2 separate regions of the Homo sapiens genome follow, and region 2 is linked to region 1. The links are chromatin loops, found by intact Hi-C in ENCODE. Cell type or tissue: endothelial cell of umbilical vein. All regions are shown on one strand.

Region 1 (5,000 bases):
AGGATCACTTGAGCCCAGTACTTCAAGGCTGCAGTGAGCCATGACTACACCACTGCACTCCAGCCTGGGCAACAGAGCGAGACCCTGCTAAAAAAAAAATAAAAAGAGAGGCGTTAACCTAGAAGTAAGTCACTGAAGAGAATAATTTGCACACTGTGGGGATAAGAGGACTCATGTGTCTGACTATTCACTTACAAGGCATGTGAGCAGAGCTTCTGTTTGCTCATATGTTAAATGGTGTAACAGTACCTGGTCCCTCAATCTTATCGGTTGCAAGGTCACTGAATGTTTAAAAAAATTGTGATATTTAAATCACCATACAATATGTTTTTTAAGCATCAGCCTAGAGAATTACCAAAATATTGCATACTGTTAACTTAAGTAAACATGCATGGACATATCTATTGGTATAAAAGGCAATACATTTATAAAATATAGATGGGAAAACTATAAATACCAGAATCCACTTGCATAAAAAAGGCCTCAACAAGGCACTAAGATTTCCTATTTTAAATTTCTTCACTACTTCTCTGGTATACATAAAGAACTCTTACAACTCAATAGAAGAAAAACAATCGATTGAAATATGGGCAAAGCATCTAAACAGACATTTTTCCAAAGAACATATATGAAAGGCCAACAGGTAGATGAAAAGGTGCTCAACAAGTCCTATAGCCACAAATAGAAGACTTCAAAGGTACATAGAACACTTTGGAATATTTTTTCAAAATAAAACTGCGTTGATAAAATGCAAATGATCTCTGGTCTCAGATTTGTCTTTCAGAGCCCCTAGGGGGCTCACAGAAAGCAGAAAATACTCTTTACCTGGGTATATGCAATGGTAAGGGGTGTGGCATACTAGTTAAGAGAGCAGGAGCACAGTCTTGGAGTCCGACAACTGGGGTTTGAATCCTTGTTCTATTTACTAAATGTGCGGCTTAGTTTCCTCATCTGTATAATGGGGAAAATAAAGCTGTCCTCAGGTTTAGTGAGAATTGCTAACAAGGTTTACAAATTATCAAATAGCATTCTTGGCACATAACCTTCTCCAATATATGGCAGTTACTGTTCTCATTATTAGTAAGTGACATATTTGGAAGTACGGCCTACAGTAGAAGAAGGCCAGTTAAGAGAGAATTCTCTTTGGCATGCAGCAAATGGTAGTAACACTTTTCTATACTTTAATTGCACAGAGAAGAGTTGGAGGCAGCGGCCTCTAGAGACAATGATTCATCCCCTCAAACCAAGGGCACAAAATGGGACATGACAGAGGAAGCACCTCTTTTCTCTATACTGCAAAAAGAGCTTATGCAAATTAAATGAGGTGACATGCAAAGATCATACAATACAGTTAAATAAGAGCTGACACTTGCTACTTCTTACATAGTTTAGTCTTCTTTCCCTATGTTAATTTTATAGGAAAAAATGAGTTGATAATTTAAAAATGCTATTAGGTTCAGATCTTGTCTTAGCTTTTCAATATTCCACATAATTCAGTTTGCACCTCCTGGCTATTCTGAGGAAGGTAGTTTTTTATATATGCCCACCATGAAATAGACTATTTTATGTTAAAGCTGAAAGAAAATCAGTATCTGCTCTGTTCAGATGTATTATACATTAGCCAGCATAATGCCTCATGGACATGAGTATGTAATACAGACACTTAAACTTTCCAAATACACAATCTGATATAGAGTGGGGAGTGGCAGTACTGAAATTAGACAATGCAGTGGGTGATGGAGTCAGAACTGAGTCTGAATCCTGCTTCCTCACTTACTAACTGCTTCCTGACATGAAGGGAAATGAAATGTTCTGAGCCTGCTTCCTCCAGTGCAACAAGGGGATAAGAGTACCTTTCTCACAGACCTGTTATGAAGATTAAACAACGTATATAGTGCCCAGCTTTATTCCTGGCAAAATAATTGGTACTCGATACATCTTAGTCTTTTACCTCTTGCTTCTGAATACAAAGAGGAGATCACAAAACAGTGTGGGATGATGAAGAGAACCAGCAGGATGATGAAGAGAACCAGGCAGCTCTGCTGTTTTAGTTGGCACAGCACAGCCTGGTGGGGAGGCCAGGACACCGCAGCGCCGGGCAAGGTCACAGGCTGTAAAGGCGATGCTGTGATGGCCTCTTGAGAGCGTGAACCTGGCCAGAAGGCAGTCGGCTGGCAAAAACCCCCAAGCACAATGGAATGGCATTCGTAATCATTATGAGGCTGAAATACGAACGTGTACTTCATGAAAAGGCTTTGAGATGTTTCTTATATTCTTAAGATAAAAAACCCTTCACTCAATAATTAACTTTGGAAGAGATCACTCGTGTACTAACCACTGGGGCGGTTTGTTTTCTTCCTTTAATTACTATTAATGCACCGATACCTTACAATAGATACATCACGCAATAATATTTTTAAAGTTCCTGTGCAAAATTGCTCAGTATGTAAAATCTATAACGCAAGGAAGCTGTCCGTCGTACAGATGCTACAGCCACAAAGAACTTTTTCATGTGGCTTTTTAAAGTACTGTATTGTGTCCAAAATATTTCCTTTTTTTCTTCCAAACTCACAGATCAAAGTTTCTGACTTAGAAATTAGCAAAATCTAGGAGTCCTGCACAAGCTCCAATTCTGTTTGTTTGTTTGCTTATAACCTCAAGGCTCTGGCATACACAGTCCACATGGCTGAAAATGGAACAAAAAGCTCCTGTGTATTCAGGCTACTGCCCTTTTAACCATACTGTAAAAGCAAGCATGGAATGACAGCACAGGAGAGGACAGAACAGGATCTGTGTTTACTTCATGCTGACCAGTATGAAATTCATTTATTTTATCAAAAGGTGAATGGTATATTCTCATCAACAAAATGATGGGGCAAAAGAAACAACAACATCAAAGCAATCAATCAAAATAAATTATTTGGAATGCTCTATCAATGTTAAACCAATTATCATAGTTCAATAAATCAGAGATATTATTAGTCATAATTACAATGCTTTAAATACTATAAAATGTGGGCTTCTTAGTAATAAATTCAGAATAATTTACAGTGTATTCCAAAATAATTCTTAAAATGAATTTAAATTACCTACATGATGCTTTTTACAAAGAGAACCCTTCAACCACTTTCTCAGAGTAATAAATTTTTAAGTGCTAGCTTCTTTAAATACACACAAACACACAGACTCCATTAACTCTCTTACAAAGTCACTGTCTTTCTATTCACCTTTTACAAAATAAGACTTCACAGTGAATTATAATTTAATAAGATAACTTTACACATGGTAGATCATCAACTGTTAAATTAAAATAAATAGATTTTAATGAATTTGAATGACTGCAGGCTTCCTTTGCTGTGGGTTTAAATATTCATGCTGCAGAATCTCTATTTCTCTTGCACAGTTCAGGTAACAAAAAGATCACAAGGAATGGGCTGGGCACTGTGCTCAATGCTTGGGGTCCAAACATGAAGACACACAGTTCCTACACTTCCTTACAGTCTAGTTACAGAGTAAAACAGTTCATATTGACTGTATACTTATGTGGTATTTGTAAGTGATATGTGTTTTATGGATCTTATTCTCACAATCGTGCTATGAAGTAGGTGCTAATATTACCCTTTTACTGAGACTTCAATAACCTTCCGAAGTCCAAGATTCCACAGCTATCAAGTGGTAGAGCTGGGATTGAAAGGCGCATCTGCCTGTTTCACCATGACGGAAGTTAGACAGCCTCCCCCAACACATCATTCTGATACAAGCAGGGCACTCCCATGCAGGCCAGGGAGTGGTACTACCTAGCAGGATTCCCCGGGGGCTAAGGGTGAGAGAGCTGGTTCTTGCCCAAGGCATCCAGGTGTAGTATCAGAGTGGGGTCTTGAAGCAGACATTGCCAAAGAGATAAGTGAGGAAAAAAGTTTCTCTTTGCTTGCTTTAAAGGTCTAGAAAACTGGTAGGCTAGTTCTAATTTACAGATTTATGGCAGAAATACCAAGAATTCCTTCAGAGAAGATCCTAGAGAAGGAAACAGGCTGACTGTCCAGTATGGACTTGGAAAATACAACACTGCCATGGCTGCTTGTATGAAGAGCAAAATGTCTTCACTGCATTGTGCCTTGAACTGCTTGCTCAGCTGCACTATGTTCCTGTTTTTCTGGTTTGTTTGGAACTTAAGAACTTTACTGAAAGCTATGACTGATGGAGACTCCAGATTCTTGCTTTTAAGTCAATTCATAACATCTTCCAGACTTCACTAGTACTGCACATTTTTGTCACTATTTAAAAAGCTGTGAGTTCTAGAACGAGAACAACAAAAAACTCTCCTGGTAAACATTCTGCTCATGGTGCTAGCCCTCATACTGCTATTTTTCTAAACTTCACATTGTGCCCTAAGAATGAACATTTCTTTTTCTCTTAATTGATATTTGGGAGAACAGGGCTCACTTTCTTCACATTAATCATGTCCCACCCCCTAAATCCTACTCCAAAACTTAGAGAAAAATACAAATTTGTTCATTTAAAGCTCACCTAATCTAGGTGCACTTTTCTCTTCATACATTAGCATAGTAAGTCAACATCTGGCAGGTGCTGCAGAAGCCACATGAAATAATCCTGTTAGCTTCCTAGGAAAACCTAACACAAGAGCAAAACCCTTATGCAATGAAAGAAAAACAAAGCACTGTCAGAAGACAGCAGAACAGGCCGGGCGCGGTGGCTCACGCCTGTAATCCCAGCACTTTGGGAGGCTGAGCCAGGTGGATCAGCTGAGGTCAGGAGTTCGAGACCAGCCTGGCCAACACGGTGAAATCCCCATCTCTATTAAAAATACAAAAATTAGCCATCCATGGCAGTGTGCGCCTATAATCCCAGCTACTCGGGAGGCTGAGGCAGGAGAATCACTTGAACCCGGGAGGTGGAGGTTGTAGTGAGCCCAGATCACGCCACTGCACTCCAGCCTGGGTGACAGAGCGAGACTCCATCTCAAAAAAAAAAAAAAAAAA
Region 2 (5,000 bases), 140 kb before region 1:
ACAGCAGCAGAAGGGAATAAATACACACTAGAAGATAGCAGGTGCCTTGCTGAGGTGCTGTAAGTACATAAATGAATAGATTTGCCGCCACTTTGCCCACCAGACCCCTTACCCCTCTCTGTATTCTTTTTGTTGCCTCCAAGTACCTATTTATTTATTTATTTATGTAATTTCAATAGGTTTTTGGGGAACAGATGGTGTTTGGTCACATGAGTAAGTTCTTCAGCGGTGATTTCTGAGATTTGGGTGCAGCCATCACCTGAGCAGTGCACACTGTACCCAATATGTAGCCTTTTATCCCTCACCCCCTCCCACCCTTTCACCCGAGTCCCCAAAGTCCATTGTGCCATTCTTATACCTTTGCATCCTCATAGCTTAGCTCCCACTTAGGAGTGAGAACGTCCTGAGTTACTTCACTTAGGATAATGGTCTCCAATTCCATCCAGGTTGCTGTGAAGGCCATTATTTCATTCCTTTTTTATGGCTGTCTCTCTGTATTCTTAAAACTAATCACAATGAGACCCTTAAATGTAAACTTCGATACCTCAAGCAGTCCTAGAAACAGATGAAACTCCAATCTCTTGACAAATCCAGCACTTCTAATGCATGGTTGTTGAAAATAGGAGATAACACTTAAGACTAATTAATTATTTTTCTTTTTTTCATGCTTCCTTGTCAGTGACCTTCCCCCCAGTTTTGCTAGGGGAGGATTGAGATTATTATAGCTGGATTACAAAGAGAAAGTGACAACATTCCTTCTTGACATCCCGGATAAGCTCCTGAAACCCATTTCAGAAACAAGAGTGAGTCTTTCAATTCTAAGAGCCAAGTACTTGAGAGGAAGAAGTCTTGTAAATTCCAGAAGCATTCTTTAACCTATCAGGCACCAAAGCCGAAGAGACTGGACATGAGCTTTGTTTTTTTGTAGTAAAATACACATAACATAAAATGTATCATTTCAACCTTTTTTTTTGACTCTTGCTCACTGCAACCTCCTCCTCCCTGGTTCAAGCAATTCTCCTGGCTCAGCTTCCCAAGTAGCTGGGATTACAGGCGCCCGCCACCACGCCCGGGTAATTTTTTGTATTTTTAGTAGACATGGGGTTTCACTGTGTTAGCCAGGCTGGTCTTGAACTACTGACCTCAGGCGATCCGTCCACCTCGGCCTCCCAAAGTGCTGGGATTACAGGCGTGAGCAACCACCCCCATTTTTTTTTTAATTAAAAAAAATTTTTTTTTAATTATTTTTTATGTTTATTTTATTTATTTATTTATTTTTTAAAGACAGGGTCTCGCTATGTTTCTCCCAGAGACACTGAACTCCACTGGCGTCTAGTGACTATTCACAGGTCTGATCATAGCTCACTGCAGCCTCCGACTCCACGCCTCAAGAGATCCTCCCACTTTAGCCACCTGGGTAGCCCAGACGACAGGCGCAAGCCATTTTGTAAGTGTACAATTCAAGGGCATTACATATATTCACATTGTTGTGCAACCATCACCACCATCCATCTCTAGAACTTCTTCATCTCCCAAACTGAAACTCTGTCCCCACTCAGCACTCACTCCCCTTTTCCCTCTCCCCTGCCCCTGGCCCCTGCCATTCATTCCCCTTTCTGCTGCTGTGAATTAGACTATTTCATGTTCTGCAGAAGAGTGGAGAGTTTTGCTTTTCAGCTCTAGAATGGGAAAGGAGCAGGATAGAATATGTGGGCAATTTCCTGCCACACAGGAATGCAGTACATCCCATTTTCCTGGGCTGGAAGAAGAGCATGAAGAGAGAGGGTGGAGTAAAAGAATTGAGGCCTGAGTGAGCGCCCTCCTCTGTCACCGGAGGAGGAAGGATGGGGACCCCAGCAGGTTAGGGGATCCCAGAATGGAGGGTGCTTACTTCCTGCCAGCCAGAGGGCCCAGCCCCCTCCTAAGATTGTACATGGAGCTCCCAAGCTCTCACATGCCTCCTGGGAAGACTGAGCCCTTCCCAGAGACTGAATTCACCCCCGGAATGGACTAAACGGCAAACTCGATGTGACTGCGTTCTCCAGGATGGACGAGGTTTGTATTTTTCCACTACTGAACAGAAATGGGGCTCTCCAACAAATGGAGTTCAATGGTAGAAAATAAAGTTAACATTTCTGAGCATCTGAATATTAATTATAAATTTTATACCTGCTACAAATACCCTGGCCCGAGAGATTCCTTCCTGTCCCCTGCAAGGTTCAAGGCATCCCTTGGCTCCCTAAGCTGTTTGGCTCTGAGCTGGGTGGGGCCCGCACGCAGGAGCAGCAGCTCCGTGTAGAAAGCTGTTTCGGATTTCTCCCCTGGGCAGGGTGCCACACGCACATGTTGCAGTCCCTGCCGACAGCCATGCCCAGCGCCCTGGCAAGCCACCCGCCCCCCAGGCTGCTTAGACCACTGGGTACCGCCCCCTGCTTCTCCCGCCCCCACCTCCTTCCTCCCCCGACTCCACCCCTCTCCTGCTCCAGGAAAAATATGTGGACGTCGCACGTCCCTCCTGTCACGAAACACACAAAGAGGACAGAGGGCGAAGGCGGGGTCCGTGGGAGCCCAGGCGACCTCAAGGCAGTTCACTCACGCAGCCAGCCCTCAGAGACGTGGGCTGCGTGTCTGCTGCCCGCCTGGGGAAACTGCAAGGGGCTGACTGGGTGGTGCCAGGGATTTGCACGCTCGGGGAATCTGTGGGATTCACATCTGTTTCTCCAACATTTCTCTCGCCTCTGCCAGACGTGAGCTCCTTGAAGGCAGGACCAGGCTTGGTTATTTTGAGTCTCTCCATCTCATCGGTCCTTGCTGGACAGATCCCTTTTTCATGGAGTGTCTCTGCCCTCACCCCTCACTCCACCCCAGCCCTCGGTAGTCCCATAGAAGCTGTGGGCTCCTGCAGCTCAGGCCTGGGGCAGTGCTGGATTCAAAATATCATAGCACAGTTCAGCAATCGGAAATGGATTCCACTCTTCACTGGCATTTCCCCTAAAGATCTTAGACGTGGCACCCGTCATAGTCTCTGCAAAACTTCTTCTCTTCTCTTCTCCTTCTCTTCCCTGCCATCCTTGAAATGGCAAGGACAAAAACGGCACCTCTCCTCCCAGCACTTCCTTCCTCTCTGGTCTTCCACCCCTGCCCCCGCTCCACCTTTTATCTTGCTTGTTGACTTAACTGCTTCCTCTCACCTCAGGGTCCCAGCCTTCCCCTCCATTCCTGCTCAGAGGTGGCTTTGGAGCCTATAGAACATGCTCCAAGGTCTTTGGGGCGCTGGTAGATCTACACTCACACCCTCTCACCCTGGCAAGACCTGCAAAGCAGAAGCTGGCACAGCTGGAGGAACAAGAGGCTGAATCGGAAGAACTCATTCAGCTGAATCTTGACGGATGGCCTTTTCCTGTAAAATACAGAGGAGACAGTGCATGCAGTTCAAACGCAGGCTGGGCTCCGTCTCTCTAGGGTGGGGAGATTTGTTCCTGCCCCCAAAACACCCCTTTCTTTTCACGACCCTTGTGCTCCTCTGGCTGCCTGCTTAATGTGCCACCCACACTGCACAGACCCCTCCCTAGGAATGTCCCCACCAACAATCTCAGCTGTGGCCTCAGGTCCACCATGGACACTCTGAGTCCCCAGGGATGCAGGCAGCCCCTAGAGGCTGTGGGATATTCCCAGGATGAGGGGTGGTCAGACACAAGAGTCTTTCATGAAGGTCAGAAGGCTCCAGGTGCTCTGTGTGCAGGTCAGTCGCCTGTACTCAGAAGGCAGGAAGAAGCTGCCTCGTGAGCTGAGGAGGGCAGGAAGGGATGCCATTTGCCTTTCAGGCTTCGTGCCTCCCTGCTGGAGGCTTTTTTGTGTTTATTTTTGCCTTATTTTGGGGTCCATTTAAAAAATCCTCACGCCATTAAAGTATGTCATTAGGGAAGCCCTGGGCCCTTCTTACGAGGCTTTGAGTATGAATGTCAGCCAACATCTCTACTTTAGTTAGCTTCATCTTTTAACTCTTTGAAAAGTGAGGACAAAGAATAAATATTCATTCCATTTCTTTTTTCTTTTTCTTTTCTTTCTTTTTTTTTTTTTGAGACAGAGTCTCACTGTGTCACCTAGGCTGGAGTGCGGTGGCGCTATCTTGTCTCACTGCAACCTCTGCCTCCTGGGCTTAAGTAGTTCTCCTGCCTCAGCCTCCCCAGTAGCTGAGACTACAGGTGCCTGTCACCACACCTGGCTAAATTTTTTTTTATTTTTTAATTTTATTTTTATTTTTAGTAGAGACGGGGTTTCACCATTTTGGCCAGGTTGGTCTCAAACCCCTGACCTCAAATGATCCACCAGCCTTGGCCTCCCAAAGTGCAGGGATTACAAGCATGAGCCACTGCGCCTGGCCTCTTTCCATTTCTTGAGTTCAAATCTATACCCTTGCGTGTGTGCCCCAGTGCTGCAGCTACGGAAATCCACTTCCAAGGCCTAGGGTGGACCACAGAGACCCTCCCTCACCCAGCAAGGACCCCCCAGGTAGCTGGGCTCATCTGTGCCCCTAGAGACACTCTGTGGCCCGTGAGGCAGGAATTATGGTGCCATTCTAGACAGACACTTGAGTGTTTATGGAAACGTCAAGCAATGAGAGCTAAGCTTATTTTAGTGATTCTTGTGTGCCAGGCACTGTTCTAATTAATTTAATCTTCACAGCTCTTATTTCTTGAGGTAAATACTGCTATTACCCCCCATTACAAATGAGAAAGTTAGGGCCCCATGAGGATGAGGGATTTGTCCAACGTCACATGACTCATACGTGGCAGAGGTGAGGCTGGAACTCGGGCCATCTTCAGAGTCTACTTTTGTGTGTGCTCAGCTGGCCTCAGCTGAGAGGCAGGTATGGAAGCCAATCCAAAATGCCTGCAGGGACCCCCGGACTAGACAGCCCTCAGCCTTCATGGGGCCGGGGGGCAGTGGGCAGCTGCTCTTGAACAACAGGCAATTGTTACCTTGCAGGAAAGCAGGCT

Evidence for each region. Hi-C counts contacts between places; a loop is a spot of excess contacts. Peaks named below come from ENCODE experiments on the same cell type or tissue, not always from the same donor. Only the 100,000 strongest peaks of a DNase experiment are listed, where the experiment ranks them.
Region 2: it touches region 1 in a loop (1.8-fold over the local background); 1 of 110 quality-filtered maps calls a loop at or near these places.

The regions. Positions count from the first base shown.
Region 1 is chr15:99,341,091-99,346,090 of GRCh38, reverse strand. The region is part of intron 6 of LRRC28 (leucine rich repeat containing 28); the gene reads right to left. Among named protein-coding and RNA genes, the nearest start is that of LINC02244, 59 kb to the left of the region's middle. In endothelial cell of umbilical vein, a CTCF peak has its summit at 2,066; DNase peaks (open chromatin) are centred at 1,890 and 1,980; H3K27ac peaks cover 920 bases.
Region 2 is chr15:99,484,039-99,489,038 of GRCh38, reverse strand. LOC107984790 (a long non-coding RNA gene) reads right to left here and starts at 2,321. Exons shown (of 3, transcript XR_001751711.2): 1 at 2,170-2,321. RefSeq lists a silencer at 2,361-2,410. In endothelial cell of umbilical vein, no CTCF peak of the experiment used is centred here; a DNase peak (open chromatin) is centred at 2,438; H3K4me3 peaks cover 782 bases.